3 separate regions of the Homo sapiens genome follow, and regions 1 and 2 are each linked to region 3. The links are chromatin contacts, found by Hi-C or POLR2A ChIA-PET in ENCODE. All regions are on one chromosome and are shown on one strand. The core of a region is the stretch at or near the end of the contact, and the rest is flanking DNA. Distances in the headings are between cores, read along the strand shown. Region 1 overlaps CASP10 (caspase 10). Region 2 holds the start of FZD7 (frizzled class receptor 7). Region 3 holds the start of TMEM237 (transmembrane protein 237).

What was found. Hi-C counts contacts between places; a loop is a spot of excess contacts on that map. ChIA-PET counts read pairs that join two places held with the same protein, here RNA polymerase II (POLR2A). Pooled maps may share reads with other maps.
Region 1: a loop to region 3 is called in a pooled map, with 3 times the contacts of the local background. The contact joins the enhancer-like site here to the promoter of TMEM237 in region 3. A Hi-C loop is called at or near these places in 2 of 37 single-sample maps with no recorded cell type and 3 of 50 pooled maps. POLR2A ChIA-PET finds 5 or more read pairs at or near these places in 3 of 52 experiments (PC-9, Panc1 and activated CD4-positive, alpha-beta T cell).
Region 2: a loop to region 3 is called in a map of CD8-positive, alpha-beta T cell, with 28 times the contacts of the local background. The contact joins the promoter of FZD7 here to the promoter of TMEM237 in region 3. A Hi-C loop is called at or near these places in 8 of 168 maps with a recorded cell type or tissue (CD4-positive, alpha-beta T cell, CD4-positive, alpha-beta memory T cell, CD8-positive, alpha-beta T cell and 3 more), 5 of 37 single-sample maps with no recorded cell type and 22 of 50 pooled maps. POLR2A ChIA-PET finds 5 or more read pairs at or near these places in 1 of 52 experiments (activated CD4-positive, alpha-beta memory T cell).

Annotation. Positions count from the first base shown.
Region 1 is chr2:201,207,450-201,212,482 of GRCh38, reverse strand. It overlaps CASP10 (caspase 10), which reads right to left. Exons shown (of 10, transcript NM_032977.4): 8 at 4,300-4,408; 9 at 2,921-3,413. It also overlaps the pseudogene MTND5P25. Among named protein-coding and RNA genes, the nearest start is that of CASP10, 27 kb to the right of the region's middle. RefSeq lists an enhancer at 3,449-3,498. Within about 2 kb of position 3,407, at least 4 of the 41 ENCODE cell types and tissues checked have a DNase peak (open chromatin) inside an H3K27ac peak, as active enhancers do.
Region 2 is chr2:202,031,802-202,036,957 of GRCh38, reverse strand. FZD7 (frizzled class receptor 7) reads right to left here and starts at 3,103. Exons shown (of 1, transcript NM_003507.2): 1 at 1-3,103. The coding sequence starts at 2,310. The coding sequence ends at 586. RefSeq lists enhancers at 2,062-2,181, 1,379-2,219 and silencers at 2,782-2,861, 2,972-3,521.
Region 3 is chr2:201,642,253-201,647,189 of GRCh38, reverse strand. TMEM237 (transmembrane protein 237) reads left to right here and starts at 3,687. Exons shown (of 13, transcript NM_001044385.3): 1 at 3,687-3,831. The coding sequence starts at 3,790. MPP4 (MAGUK p55 scaffold protein 4) reads left to right here. Exons shown (of 22, transcript NM_033066.3): 22 at 1,786-2,316. The coding sequence ends at 1,980. It also overlaps the pseudogene RNU6-651P. RefSeq lists silencers at 3,569-3,828, 4,399-4,588.

The DNA of each region.
Region 1 (5,033 bases), core at 2,158-4,657, 430 kb after region 3:
CCTTAACCCTACCCCCAACCTTCTTCCATTAATTGGTTTTCTCTTAGCAGCAGCAGGAAAATCAGCCCAACTTGGCCTCCACCCCTGACTTCCTTCCGCCTTGGAAGGCCCAACCCCAGTCTCAGCCCTACTTCACTCTAGCACTATAGTTGTGGTGGGAGTTTTCCTACTTACCCGCTTCCACCCCTCAACATCACTAATCATCACGGAAATGCAAATCAAAACCACAGTGACAGCTGGGCGCCGTGGCTCACGCCTGTAATACCAGCACTTTGGGAGGCTGAGGTGGGTGGATCACTTGAGATCAGGAGTTCCAGACCAGCCTGGCCAACGTGGTAAAACCCTGTCTCTACTAAAAATACAAAAATTAGCCAGGCGTGGTGGCACATGCCTGTGATCCCAGCTACTCGGGAGACTGAGGCAGAAGAATTGCTTGAACCTAGGAGGCAGAGGCTGCAGTGAGCTGAGATTGCGCCACTGCACTCCAGCCTGACAGAGCAAGATGTTGTCTAAAAAAAAATAAAAATAAAAATAAAAAACCCACAGTGAGATGCTACTTCACTCAAGTTAGAATGGCTATTATCGAGGAAACAAAAGAAAACACATATTGGCAAAGATCTGGAGAAAAGGGAACACTTACACACTGTTGGTGGTATTGAAAATTAGTACAGCCATTATGGAAAATAGTATGCCAGTTCCTCATAAAATGAAAAATAAAAATACTATATGATCCAGCAATCCCCATACTAAGTATATAAACAAAGAAAATGCAATCAATATGTCAGAGAGATATCTGCACTCCCAGTTTACTGCAGCATTATTTACAATAGCCAAGATATGGAATCAACCTAAGGGTCCAAAAATGGATATATGGATAAAGAAAATGTGATATTTATACGTGACAGAATACCATTCAGCCATAAAAAAAGAAAATCCTGACATGTCTGACAACATGAATGAGCCCAGAGTGAAATAAGCAAGACACAGAAAAAATCTGCTTGTTCTCACTCATGTGGAATCTTTGTTTAAAAAGTTGATGTCATAGAAGCAGTGATTAGAACAGCAATTACAAAGATGAGAGAGAGAAGGAGGGAAGGGAAGATGAGAGGTTAGTCAATGGGTACAAAGTTACAATTAGATAGGAGAAATAACCTCTGGTGTTCTGCTGCACAGTGGGGTGACTATGGTTAACAGTAAGGCATTCTGAGCTGGGCACTGTGGTTTGAGCATATAATCCTAGCTACTTACAAGGCTAAGGCAGGAAGATTGCTTGAGCCTAGGAGTTCAAGGCCAGCCTCGGCAACATGGTGAGATCCCATATTTAAATCAATCGATCAATCAGTAAGGTGTTGTATATTACAAAATAGCTACAAGAGAGGCTTTTAGAGGTTCTCACCACAAAGAAATGATAAATGCATGAGGTGATGGATACACTAACTACCCTGATTTGATCATTATACAACACATATATGTATTGAAACATCAAATTATAACCCTGAAATATGTAGTTATGAAGTATCAATTAAAAATAACAGAAATTTCTGGAGTACCAAAAAAAACCACACATTGCTTAATCATGCATGTATACTGTCTCCTTTTAATATTGTTGAATTTTTAAAATAATAATAATTTAAATATTCACTTATATTTTTATTATCTGTCCTTCCTTCACTGGACTTTTAGCTCCCTGGAGAGCAGATTTTGTCTCTCTTGTACACAGTTGCACCCCCTGTCCCCAGTTCGGTACCCAGTACAGTAAGCACATAGTACGCTCTCAATAAATATTGCCTTGTTCCTGAAGCCATAGACATTAGCCTCTGATGTCTGTGATGAGAATGGAGGGGCTGGTAAAGAAGAGAGAAAAGCAAAGTTGACTCAAGGTTCCAATCCTGAATTCCCAGAAGAGCACTATGGCCATTCCTTCAAATGGAAATTCAGGAGTAGGAGCTCCTGGAGAGAGCTGGGAAGATGAGCTCAGAAACATGCATGCTGAATGTGAGGTCCAAGGGCTAAACAGAGGTAGGATATCTAGCGGGATGTTAATGAGACAGGCTCAAGCAAGTCATTCATTGGCCCAGCAAATGTTTAACAAGCTCACAATATATCAGGTCAGGGGCTGAGGATATAAAGTTGAATGAAACAGGGTCTCTGCCCCCAGGAATTCAGAGATGAGTGGGCCAGAGATGGCAACTTTGGAGACGTTTTCATGGAGGAGCCCATGGCCTCTAGGTATGGCTAAAGGTGCCAAGAGGACAGCATGTGGCAGAGACAGAAGGGAAGCTGTCAGAGCAGTGGCAAATAGAAGTCCAAAGATAGCACATAGGTGCTCAGGACGTAAGAGTGAGTGATAAATAAACGAACAAATAAAAGGCCCCCATGCTTTTGTTCATGCTATTCCCTCTGCCCAGCACATCTTTCACCTGATTCTTTACCTAACATCTATTTGTCATTTCTAGAAGCCTCCTCTGATCCTTCAAATCTGGGCAAGGTACTCATTCTGCATGTTCCCATAACACCTATACTTCACAATGTGCACTTACCAGCTGGGGATGCCCTTCCCCGTCTATTTGTTTGTCTATCCCTCTAGCTTGTAAGCAACCTGAGGGCAAGGACTCTGTCTTTTTTTAACTCTGTATCTTCCTTTCCAGGTCCAGGCTGGTACTCAATACAAGGTTGCTGGATGGATGGATGGATGGACAGATGGATGGATGGATAGATGAATGGGTGGATAGATGGATGGATAGATGAATGGGTGGATAGATGGATAAATAGATAAACAGGAGGGTAGGCAGATGGTTGAACAGGTACATGGATAGAACAACGTAGAACTCTCACCCTTACCAAAGGTGTTGAATGAGAGTAAAATAAAAAATAAATAAAACTAATTAATTACAAATGGAAGAAAAAAAAGAGCTCTCACCTTGGGACCAATTTCTTCAGATGATTACACAGAGACTGAATATACCAGCTGCCTTCCTCCACATGCCGAAAGGATACATAGCCTGGGACAGTGGCCAGACCAAGTAGGAAGTCAGCCTCGGCAGGAATACTGTCCTGCAGGGAAGTGGGTGCCTGCTCAGGGTTCAGAGCATCTGCTTCGATGGATACGGAAGGCTGTATCTCTTCACCTTGGCAGGCCTGGATGAAAAAGAGTTTAGGTTTTTCAGCCAGTCTAGGGCACTGCAGGGCTGTGAAGTGAGACATGATCTCCCGAATGGGAATGAGGGCCTCATCCGAAGAGTAGACAGCTCCAAATCTCCCATGGGTCAGAATACAGAACACGAAGCAGTCCCCGTCGGCATGGGCTGGATTGCACTTCTGCTTCTGCAGGACCATCTCCATTTCCACTTTCGTCACATTATTGTGTATATGCACTGTGAACCCAAGCCACTGGAACACATGACTCAGGATCTCTGTTTAAAAACAAAAAAAAAAAAAAAAGAGAGAGAGAGAGAGAAAGGGGAAATAATAAAATGATGCAAAACAAAATGAAGAACTGAAACAAGGCCGGGCACAGTGGCTCACACCTATAATCTCAGCACTTTGGAAGGCCGAAGCAGGCGGATCACTTGAGGTCAGGAGTTTGAGAACAGTCTGGCCAGATGGCAAAACCCCATCTCTACTGAAAATACAAAAAATAGCCAGGTGTGGTGGCTCACGCCTGTAATCCCTGCTACTCGGGAGGCTGAGGCACGAGAATGGCTTGAGCCTGGGAGGCAGAGGTTGCAGTGAGCTGGGACTGCACCACTGCACTCCAGCCTGGGCAACAGAGCAAGACTCTGTCTCAAAGAAAAAAAAAACTGAAACAATGCTAATAGTTACAAAATTTGCACAGCAAATAGCCTAAAGCTTTGGATTATTTTTATTTTCATAACCATAAAATCTTACAATGAATCTCCTATCACGTAATACCCAGTGTTGTCACAACAGTCCTGAGAATCGGCAGTGGCCAGTGTTTCATCCTGTTTCACAGTTGAAGAAGCCAAGGTCTCTTGACTCTCCCATGATCACACACCTAGTTAGTGGTGGAGCTGGAGCTCACGCCCAAGTTGTCTCGTGCCAATCCAGCAGGCTCTCCCCCAGTACATGCTCTCCTCTATTCAGAATTGTGAATAGTCAAAGATTCTTGCCACTCTTTAGCAGACTGATGACTCCCCAGGGATATATAAGAGGCTCAGAAACATGATATCATCCTTACACGTATATGGAAGATAAAAGTCACAGAAAGAAAATGTGAAAATAAAAAATAATTTTAAGATCCCCAATTTGCATTTGATAAACTGTTCCAGACTTTCTTACCAGCATCTTTATGGGTTCCTTGTCTGTCCTTCAGGGAGGTAAAGCTGTGGTTGTTGACAATGACACAGAGGCCTCTGTGGTTCCGATTCATCCTGTACACAGCTGCCCTCTTGAAGAATAGATAGAGCCACTTAGTAGGAATCCTTATCTTAGGGCCTTAAATGTTTCTAACCAACCACTCCAATGGATCCACTGTGAGGAAGAGCAGGATGTATCTCCCCATGCCAGTTGTTTAAACCATGTTTTTGTTGTTGTTGTTATTTTGTTGTTGCTGTTGTTGTTGTTTTGAGATGGAGTCTCACTCTTGTTGCCCAGGCTGGAGTGAGTGACGCGATCTCGGCTCACTGCAACCTCTGCCTCCCGGATTCAAGGGATCCACCTGCCTCAGGTGCCCACCAACACCCCCAGATAATTTTTTTTTTTTTTTGAGACAGCATCTCGCTCTGTCACCCAGGCTGGAGTGCAATGGCGTGATCTCAGCTCACTGCAACCTCCACCTCCTGGGTTCAAGCGAGTCTTCTGCCTCAGCCTCCCGAGTAGCTGGGACTACAGGCGCCCGCCACCATGCCCAGGTAATTTTTGTATTTTTAGTAGAGACGGGGTTTCACTATGTTGGCCAGGATGGTCTTGATCTCTTGACCTTGTGATCCGCCCACCTCGTCCTCCCAAAGTGCTGGGATTACAGGCATGAGCCACCGCGCCCAGCCGATAATTTTTGTATTTTTGGTTGAGGT
Region 2 (5,156 bases), core at 1,854-4,353, 390 kb before region 3:
CGGGAGGGGGCAGGGGAGGAGAGACCGTAATGTCTGACCCTGGAAATTAACCCATCTGGGCTCCAGTTTGGCCCCAGTGAAAAGAGATTATGGTTTGACCACTGCTTGACAAGCACACCGCAGGAGGCCCTCCCTCTTTCCAACAAAGCAGCCACCGCAGACAGGGCTGTACCTTTCCCGGGGCCTCACAGGGGTCTGGACAGGCCACTCGCCCTGCAGCAGGGGGATCGCTCACAGTCCCCGTTCAGCCTCGGAGCCGGGAGAAACTCACAGCAGTCTCTGCTGGTCTCAACCTTCTATTAGGCACAAGCTGGCCCGTACCTTTGACGATTCACATCGCCGTTATCATCATCTTCCTGCAAGTCTTTGCCTGAAATCTTTTCATCCAAACCGCTTTCCACCCAGGTCTTCTTTTCCAAATCACCCCTCGCCCCAAATCTGCAAAGAACTTCTCACTTCCAGGTCACTTCTCAGTAGAGGGGGAGAAAGTTACAGAAACAGGCCCCCACCCAGCAGTTCTTTTCCCTACCGTGCCTCTCCTCTTGCAAGAGGGCTGGGGTGGGAAAGGTGGGGAGGGGCCGGGGCTCATACCGCAGTCTCCCCCTTGCTGCTGTGGCTAAGTCTGTGGTAGAAGCGGCGCCACGACTGCAGGGTCTTGCCCGACCAGATCCAGAAGCCAGTGGTGATGCCGACGATCATGGTCATCAGGTACTTGATCATGAAGACGGTGAAGTCGGGGCTCATGGGCGGGAAGTGGCCGGGCGGGCAGGGCACGGCATAGCTCTTGCACGTCTGCAGGAGCCAGGTGCGCTCCCAGTGCTCGCGGAAGGCCTGCTCGTAGAAGTAGCAGGCCAGGACGATGGTGGCGGGCACTGTGTAGAGCACGCTGAAGACGCCGATGCGCACCATGAGCTTCTCCAGCTTCTCGGTCTTGGTGCCGTCGTGTTTCATGATGGTGCGGATACGGAAGAGGGACACGAAGCCGGCCAGCAAGAAGGACGTGCCTATGAAGAGGTAGACGAACAGAGGCGCCAGCACGAAGCCCCGCAGCGCGTCCACACTGGAGAGGCCAACGTAGCACACCCCGCTCAGCAGGTCCCCGTCTACCTGGCCCATGGCCAGGATAGTGATGGTCTTGACGGCGGGCACGGCCCACGCGGCCAGGTGGAAGTACTGCGAGTTGGCCTCGATGGCCTCGTGGCCCCACTTCATGCCGGCCGCCAGGAACCAAGTGAGAGACAGAATGACCCACCAGATGGAGCTGGCCATGCCGAAGAAGTAGAGCACCATGAAGAGGATGGTGCAGCCCTCCTTCTTGGTGCCCTGCGCCACCGTGCGGTAGCCATCGTCCGAGAAGCGCTCCACGCACACGGCGCGGTCCTCTAGAAGGAAGCCGGCCACGTGCGCCACGGCCACCATGAAGTAGCAGCCCGACAGGAAGATGATGGGCCGCTCTGGGTAGCTGAAGCGCCGCATGTCCACCAGGTAGGTGAGAACGGTAAAGAGCGTCGAGGCGCAGCACAGCACGGACCACACGCCCACCCAGAGGCGGGCGAAGCGCCTCTCCTCCTCCTTAAAGTACATCAGGCCGTTGGCACGGCCCGGTTCGCACGGGGCGCCACAATCGCGCTCACCCAGGAAGCGGTAGCCCAGGTACGGGGGCACCTTGAGCTGACGGGGGCATGAGAAGGGGAAGGCGGGACGCCCCCTGCCATCTGAGGCCCCCGGGGGCAGCGCGGTGAAGGGCAGGTCCGGCAGGTAGGGCGCGGTAGGGTAGGCAGTGGGGCCGCCGCCTGGGCCCCCGGAGCCGTCCGACGTGTTCTGGCCCACGCAGATCTCGCCCGCACCGTGCACCGGGAAGTTCTCGCAGCGCAGCCGCTCGGGCCACTGGAAGCCGAACTTGTTCATGAGCGCCTCGCAGCCCTGGCGGGCGCGCTCGCACAGAGAACGACACGGCGGGATGGCCTGATCGAGCACGGTGCACACGGGCGCATACATGGAGCATAAGAAAAAGCGGAGTTCGGGAGAACACTGCACCTTCACCAGCGGGTAGAACTGGTGCACCTCGAGGCCCGCGTCCTCTTGGTTCGTGTGGCCCAGCAGGTTGGGCAGGATGGTCTGGTTGTAGGCGATGTCCGTGCACAGCGGGATGGAGATGGGCTGGCAGAAGCCGTGGTCCGGCACGGAGATGCCCTTCTCTCCGTGGTACGGCTGCGCCCCGGCGCCCGCGGACAGTGCGCCCAGCAGCGCCAGCACCAGGGCACAGAGGCCCAGGGACGAAAGCGGAGCGGCCGCGCCGGGGTCCCGCATCGCCGGCCGCGAGTGCAGCGGTGCTCTCAGCCTGAGGAGTGCGACGAGGCGGTTGGGAGAGGCTTGGATGCGGGGAGGCGCCGCCGCGCCCGACGCATGAGAGTCCTCACGGCGCCGGGGCCGGGCCGTGGGCGGCGTGGAGCAAAGGGCGCTGCCGCCTGGGTGCCCGCGCCGCGAAGGCGCCGCAGACGCCGCCGCCCTGCACTCGCAGGGCCGCCGGGGGCCCAAAACTCGTCAGCCTGGGTTGGGGGCGCCGAGGAGGGCCGCCTCGCTCTCCCCGCGGGGACGTAACGGTGCGGCTCCCTCCGCCGCGAGGAGCAACAAGCGGCTCCGGCACCCTTCAAAGTTTGCCCAAGACTCTGGACCCCCGGCGCACCGCAGCGCGCACGCCCCCCGCGCCTGGTCCGGTCCCCGCTAGGAGAACCCCTGCCGCCGCCGCTCGCTCGCCCCGGCCGCCGCCTCCGCGGTGCTGCCCCGCCTCCTGGCCTCGAGGCTCCGCTCGTCGCCGCCTCCTTCGCCTCCTCCTCCACACCCCGCTCCTTCTTCAGCCCCAAAAGCTCGGCCCCAAGTTTCAGCCAAACGGCCGGCTCTTGCTGAGTCCGATCTCGGCCCCGGAGTCGGGAGCACGGCGAGTTCTTTTTGGAAACCCAGTCACACTGCGTCCGAAACCGCGAGGCGCTCGTGCCCGCGGCCTGGCCCCGGCCCCTCCAGCCCCTCGCAGCCCCAGCAGCGAGTCCTGGCGCCCGCCGCCGCCGCCGCCGCCGCCGCCCGCCGGGAGTGAGCGCCGACTAACGCCTCGGAGTCGCGCTGGTCGCCAGAAGAAGCGTCGGGCTCGCGGGGTTCCGGGCCGGCCCGCCCCCTCCCGTCCCCTCCCGTCCCCTCCCCTCCCCTCCCCTCCCCCCCCATTCACAAACCACTCCGGGGGCGGCCCCAGGCCCCGGCGGCCCAATGGCGGCCTTTGTTTTTTCGGTGGCCGCCTTCGGATTGGGCGGAAGTCGGAAGGGGCGGGCGCGGGAGTGGCGGAGGCGGTGTCCGCGGCGCTCTGGGCGGATTCCTGAGGGGAGGGGCGGGGGACTGGGAGGGAAAAGTTCGGAAAAACTTTTACCCTGAATTCGCTCAGGGACGAAAACGCGCAGAAAGGGAATTTGCTTCAAAGATTTGTTCCTCTTCCTGGTGCACTCAGATGCGCATTCCTGAGCAGGGGCGCCTTCGCCAGCGGCGTTTGAGGGGAGCGAGGACCGCGCAGCGCCCCTTCGGGGAGAGACGTGACCAGGAGTCGCGTTAGGACTGCAAAGGCTGGCTCTGGCGGGGCTTTCGGGTCGCCGGGTCCTCAATGTGGGGTTTGGGACGGGACGAGAAGGGGGTGCGCCTTGCGGATCGCCTCTTTCCCCCCGGACCCAAAGAGTCCACGCGAGGCCACAGTCCCCTCTCCCCTCCCCCGAGTTATAAAAAGGAGGAGGGGCCGCCTCCGAGGAGAAACCCGAGTCGGGCGGAGGGGGCCGAGTGACGGCGGGAGGAAGGACCCCTCGGAGGAAGGGCCCGAAGCAGGGAGAGCGGGGAACCCGGGCTCAGGCCACCCCGCCCGCGCGCACGGCCTGGAGTCTGGGGAACTGGGGTGACTCTAGCGAGGTTTTAAGGAAACGAAGACGGCGTTGGGGAGACTGGTTCTAGAAGTAACCTGAGACCGAGCGCCCAGGAACACTCTGTACGACGCGCCGGGCGTCTCAGTGGCCCCGTGTGCCTTGGTTCTGCGGCGTGTGCCCTTTCGGGATCCCATCTTCGTTGCAGAAGCAACCATTTGATCCTCCATTTAGAATCTGCGTAGGAATGTTTTAATGCGTCTTAGAAACCAGGCTAATTAAAGAGTTTTCAAAACACAAAGCGGGGTTATCCTCGTTCTCGGGTAGCGTTTTCTGATTGGCAAACGTTCTTTTGTTCTCGGTTAAATCTTCGTCTTGAGCCAGGCGCTGGGCGCTCGCGCGCGCTCTCTGGTTACTCCTGCGGGGGTCATAAGTCACCAGGGGGCCTCTCCCCTCTCTCCGGGCTGCCAGGAATATCAGGAATTCCCATGCAGGAAAGTGACATGTTGAGAAGGAAAAGAAAAAAATCAATCAATCAATCTCTCCTCCTCCTCCTCTTTCCTCTGTCTCTCTCTCTCTCTCTCTCACACACACACACACACACACACACACACAGCAATCCTGTGCTTTAAAAAACGTTATTCCTGGCGGAGCCCTTCTGCCTCAGTCCCGGGTGCTGGAGCTCTGAGCGATTTCTGATCAGGTTGAACCTTGGCAGAAGTTGCTGTCTCTGCTGCCTCCCGTGCGCTTCTTCTACAGCAGGAAAAAAACTCATTCTGAAATCGAAGACAATTAATTGGGTTCCCTTCCATGGGAGACTTTGGCTTTCTCTGTTTTTCTTTATTTATTTTCGATCACTGAAGATTGCTGGGAATCGTTCTTTCCGATTCACGGTTCTTTGTCCTTCCCCACTCCTGTTAATAGGTCGAAAGGGCGGAAGGAAGCCTTTGGGCCAAGGCAGAGTGTTAGACTGATCACATCCTCCATCCGGCCCTCAGCGGGAGTCGCCTTCTTCCTCCCAAGCATCAGTTTCGCCCTCCCTCCCGGACCCCCCCACCCTTTTTTTCCTTTTCTTTGGGACATGTGCTGAAGGTAATACGATACCTGCTTTAAAAATGTTTCATTCCTTCTTTGTGTTTTTAAAAGGGCCCCCCTTTTCTTTCTAAATTATTATTTCTATTACCTAACATCGGGGAGTGTTGATCTTCGGTTGAAATATGTTGCTTAAAGACAATGCTGCTGCTTTGCTTTGTCATTTAAAGTATG
Region 3 (4,937 bases), core at 2,438-4,937:
AATAGAGGGGGCAAGCCAAGTGAAATTAATCAGTGATCTCATCCTAGAACAGGTGATTTTTTTTCCGGTTGCGTACATATATTTTACATTAAATATGCTTTAAATATTGTGTCATAACATACATTCAGTAAGGTGTACAGAGTGTACAGTTTAATGAATTTTTATGTGTGTATGCACCCAGATAACCATCACCCACATCAAGATATTACAGCCACTTGTGTGTGTGTGTATATGTGTGGTAAAAATACATAAAACTCACCATATTAACCGTTTTAAGTGTACAGTTCAGTGTTAGTATTTAGTGTTAAGTATATTCACATTGTGTGAAACAGAGCTCTAGAATTTATTTACCTGGCAAAATTGAAACTAAAAATATGAATGATTCACTAAATATTTGTATGTCATGCTTGTACAAGGGCCATGCTAATCTCTGCATTGTTTCAGTTTTAGTCTGTGTGCTACCAAAGCAAGCACAGGTATCTTTAAATTATCCTTTCTCTTATTATTTTTATTTTCATATTTTTTGCAATGACTATGGAGGTCTGATTTTCCAGTTTGCCTTGTGAACAGTGGAGTCCATGAATGTATTTGCTGAGTCTTATGGGCATTTAAAATTGTTCTCATTTTTATGGCAGTCTAAACAAATTAACAAAATTGTTTCTGGATCATATGTATGGTCACTTTGTAAAGCCACAAGATTTTGGTGCCTGCATTTGTGTTTCAGATTGTATTGGTGACAAGTTGTACTATTTTCATGAACTAATAAGAAAATAACAGCAATGAATTTAATGCATTAGTGCCAAGTGAATGCCAAATTACCTTCATTAAATGAACATTTCACAATAGTAGAAACATAATATAACTGGCTTATACCATCCTCATGTTGAAAGTGGCCATTTTGTATCTTTAATGTTATCCCTATCAGATTAATGTTCACTTGAAATTTATGTTTAAATTTTATTTAAACTGGTACATTTTCTTTGGTTTTATGTTGTATATGGTTAAAAAGTTTCAAGTGTTTAGGTAAGAGTAAGATAAGTTCACACGGGAAGTTGAGGGGAGTAATCTGTCTGCAAACTATGACTAAATTTTGCAAAACATGACGAGACATTAAGACTAAAGATTAAAACATAAGTTTTGTAGTTTAGAAGACATTTATTGGACCTCATTTTTTAAAATAAAAACTTCAGTCTTTTATTATTTAAAAAAACTTCCAAATTAAAATTTCTTTATCTCAGTAATACATTTCTAAGAAATAAAGGATGACATACTGTGGATAGTGATATACTTTTCCCAGCTTTGCTTATGCTTCACATTAATTTAGAAGGATATGTTTATACCTGTTATAATAATTATATTTTCTCTACAAAAATTAGCTGGGCATGATGGCATGTGCCTATAGTCCCAGCTACTTGGGAGGCCTAGGTGGGAGGATCACTTGAGCCTGGGAGGCAGAGGCTGCAGTGAGCTGAGATGATCCTACTGCATGCCAGCCTGGGACAGAGTGGGACCCTGTCTAAAAAAAAAAAAAATTATTTTATCTATACTTAGCCACATTATTTCAATAACAGAGGGCAAAAAAATTACTATTTTCTAGTTTGCTGGTTTTGTAGAATTTTGAAAAAATATTTTTGAAACTTTATTGAAAATCATCTGTGCAAAATTTTCGGACCTTACTGTTTTTATACATAGTTTCACAACTGAATGTGACAGCATAACAAACTGTATTTTTTCCATTTGTCCAATTAAGTCTGTACTATCCATATTTTTCTATTTCTCCTAAAGGATGAAGACCTACAAGAGATGGAAAATTTAGCCCAAAGAATGGAAACTCAGTTTGGCCAATTTTTTGATCATGTGATTGTGAATGACAGCTTGCACGATGCATGTGCCCAGTTGTTGTCTGCCATACAGAAGGCTCAGGAGGAGCCTCAGTGGGTACCAGCAACATGGATTTCCTCAGATACTGAGTCTCAATGAGACTTCTTGTTTAATGCTGGAGTTTTAACACTGTACCCTTGATACAGCGATCCATAGTTGCAATCTAAAACAACAGTATTTGACCCATTTTAATGTGTACAACTTTAAAAGTGCAGCAATTTATTAATTAATCTTATTTGAAAAAAATTTTTATTGTATGGTTATGTGGTTACCTATTTTAACTTAATTTTTTTTCCTTTACCTCATATGCAGCTGTGGTAGAAATATGAATAATGTTAAGTCACTGAGTATGAGAACCTTTCGCAGATTTCACATGATCTTTTTAAGATTTAAATAAAGAGCTTTCCTAAATAAAATAAGCAATAGTTAACTTTAGAAACTGTACTCTATGAAACGTGTTTTATGAAAACATCTTTTACAAAAAGTGCTTACTTGACTAACTCAGCAAGAAAGGTTTAATGTACACATTTCACATCTAAAATCAAAACCTACAAGAAACTGCACTGCCTTCACTATTTACAAATCGGCCTACAAGGAAAAAATTATTCTCATGAGAGGTGTGACAAACACTAATTTTCCTTAACAGCCAATATCTACATGCAGGCCTAAATTAGAAAAAGGCAATGGATTAATCCCAGAGACCTATATATAGAAAATCACAAGAGTGAAACCGTGTCTCAGAGTTAAAGAAACCAGGGACTAACAGAAATTCTTGAGCATGCAGGACGGCAGATAAAAAACAACTTGCTAAATAAAACGCCTAAACTTCTTCCATTGTGAGATTAAAAAACAAAACAAAACAAAACAAAGCAAACTGGCTGAAAGTGGTTAGTACTAACACGGATGGCTACCTGGAGTCTGTACAAAATGAGCTTGCTGGCGTCACAGCTTGAATCTTTCCCCATGTTTCACACTGACTCCCTCCAAAATTTGCACATGCGACCCATGAAGGGACATGAAGAGGTAACTGCGAACGCCAGAGGATTTTCCAGATGGCTTCTTTCCTTCCACCAATCACCTACTAATCCCAGAATCCACCCCCTAAACGTTTTCTAATAAAAATACTGTCTTAAAGCCAACACAGGGAGACAGATTAGAGCTATACTCCTGTCTCCTTGTTAGCTGACTCACAATGAAAACTTTTCTCAAAAAATCAGCGCCATAATATTGGCTTCTGTGCGTATAGGGCAACAAGCCCCGTTTGTTTGGTAACAAGATTAGGATGCCATTACAAAGTGCTGTTTCTCTTTCTTTCCCCAGATTTGAGATTTCCAGGCGCTTTCCCTGTCCCTGTATCTGTTCATCTTCTGCATCATTCTCTTCTCCATATCCACACCATTCTTCCATCTTTCCCATTTCTTTCTTAACTGTAAAACAGAATGCATGATTCAAAATATTTGTAGTTCTCTGTTACTTAAAGTGAAAGTTATCTTTAAAAAAAAACAAACCCAACCAAACCAAACGATGCAAATCAGGTAGTTTGTAGTGATATTTATGTGAGGTTGGATTTGATTTTAAGGTTGAGAAAAAGTTTTTCCAAATTTGATTTACACAGTTGTGGGATGAAGGGTAAGCAATCGGAGAAAATGTGAGAATTGCCTATATTAATACACATCCACACACCCAGGCCTGCACAGACTCGTTGGTCCTGGAGAGTAAACGCATTCCTCCCAAACCCAGCAGCGCCTGGCAGGACAGAGGCGGGCGGGGACCTGGCTCAGGGGGCGGCTGCCTCGCCAGGCGCCACGAAGCCCCGGCGTCCCACAGGTCCCGGAGGCCGCTGCGTCGCGGGGAGCTGGGCTCGGGCCGCCGGCGGTTGCGCCGGGGCAGCCCCGCGGGGAGAGCACCATGAGGACTGACTCGGGGGCTCGGCTGGAGGAGGGCCACCTGGTGAGCGGCGAGGGGCGCGTCGGCCTCGAGAGGTGGCGGGTAAACAGCTACACTTGGCAGTGGGGGTGGGTGTGTGTGGGGGGGCGCCAACGAGCTGGGAATCACTAAGGGAGGGCCTTGCTCGTGGGGTGCGCGCATCCGCCCCTCCAGTGTTCACAGGAATGGGACGGAGACGCAGGCGAGGCCGGGACCGAACTCCCGGAGTGGGAGAGAGAGGCCTGGCATGAAGTTTGCGGGGACCTGAGCCCGCGTTGCCACGACGACGCCTCACTCATCTGAGGCCCGGGGCCCGGCGGGTGCCGGGGCTTCCAGCCAGGCCTCTCCTAGACTCCTCCGAGGAGAGGTCTGTAGCTGCCCAGAAGAGATCTGTTCGCCTGCGGAGTCCTTTAATTAAGGTCTTCCGTCACGCCCCGCTTCCCGCAAACAAATCACCGCCACCACTTAGGAAACCACGGGAAAGCTGTGATTGCAGCGCCACGGTCGCCAGATTTCTGCTCCTGGGCACATTACCCCCAACTCCGAGGCCCCCTTTTTGGCAGGGCTAGTCTGGACTGGCCAATCCAGGTCCCTGCACGCCTCTCACCGCAACATCCCCGCAGGGCGCTGCGCGCGGGGTACTAGCCAGGCGGCGCGGCCCGATGACGCATTGCGCCTGCGCGCGCGACCGAGCCGGGAGGGGTGGGGCGCCAGGTGCTTGGGGGCCGGCGGCCGCCGAGGCCGGCTAAACGCAGAATGGGGAAGAATCCTGTGGTAAGCGAGCCTTAGCTACTTTTAATTGTTAGGATTTTTGTCTTCAGTTGAGCCGTCCTACTTTTGAGGATTAGAGGTTGGGTCTCTGGGTGGGTGGAACGTCATTTTTGCGGGACTTTTGAAATCAGTTACGTGAACAGAGCCCTGGGATCGATCGCGCGCGCTTCGTAGCATCTTTAGAACAATAGCGCGTTCCTGTGACTGTCATTCTTCTCCAATTGTAATTTTGACTACTGGATGGTATTACGGCAGCTTGCCTCGTCCTAATCTTGTAGTACTTGCATTAATCTACTGTTCGAACGAATGGATTGCTAAATGGGACAAACTACAAGAGTGTCTAAAATTTAACCCTTTTG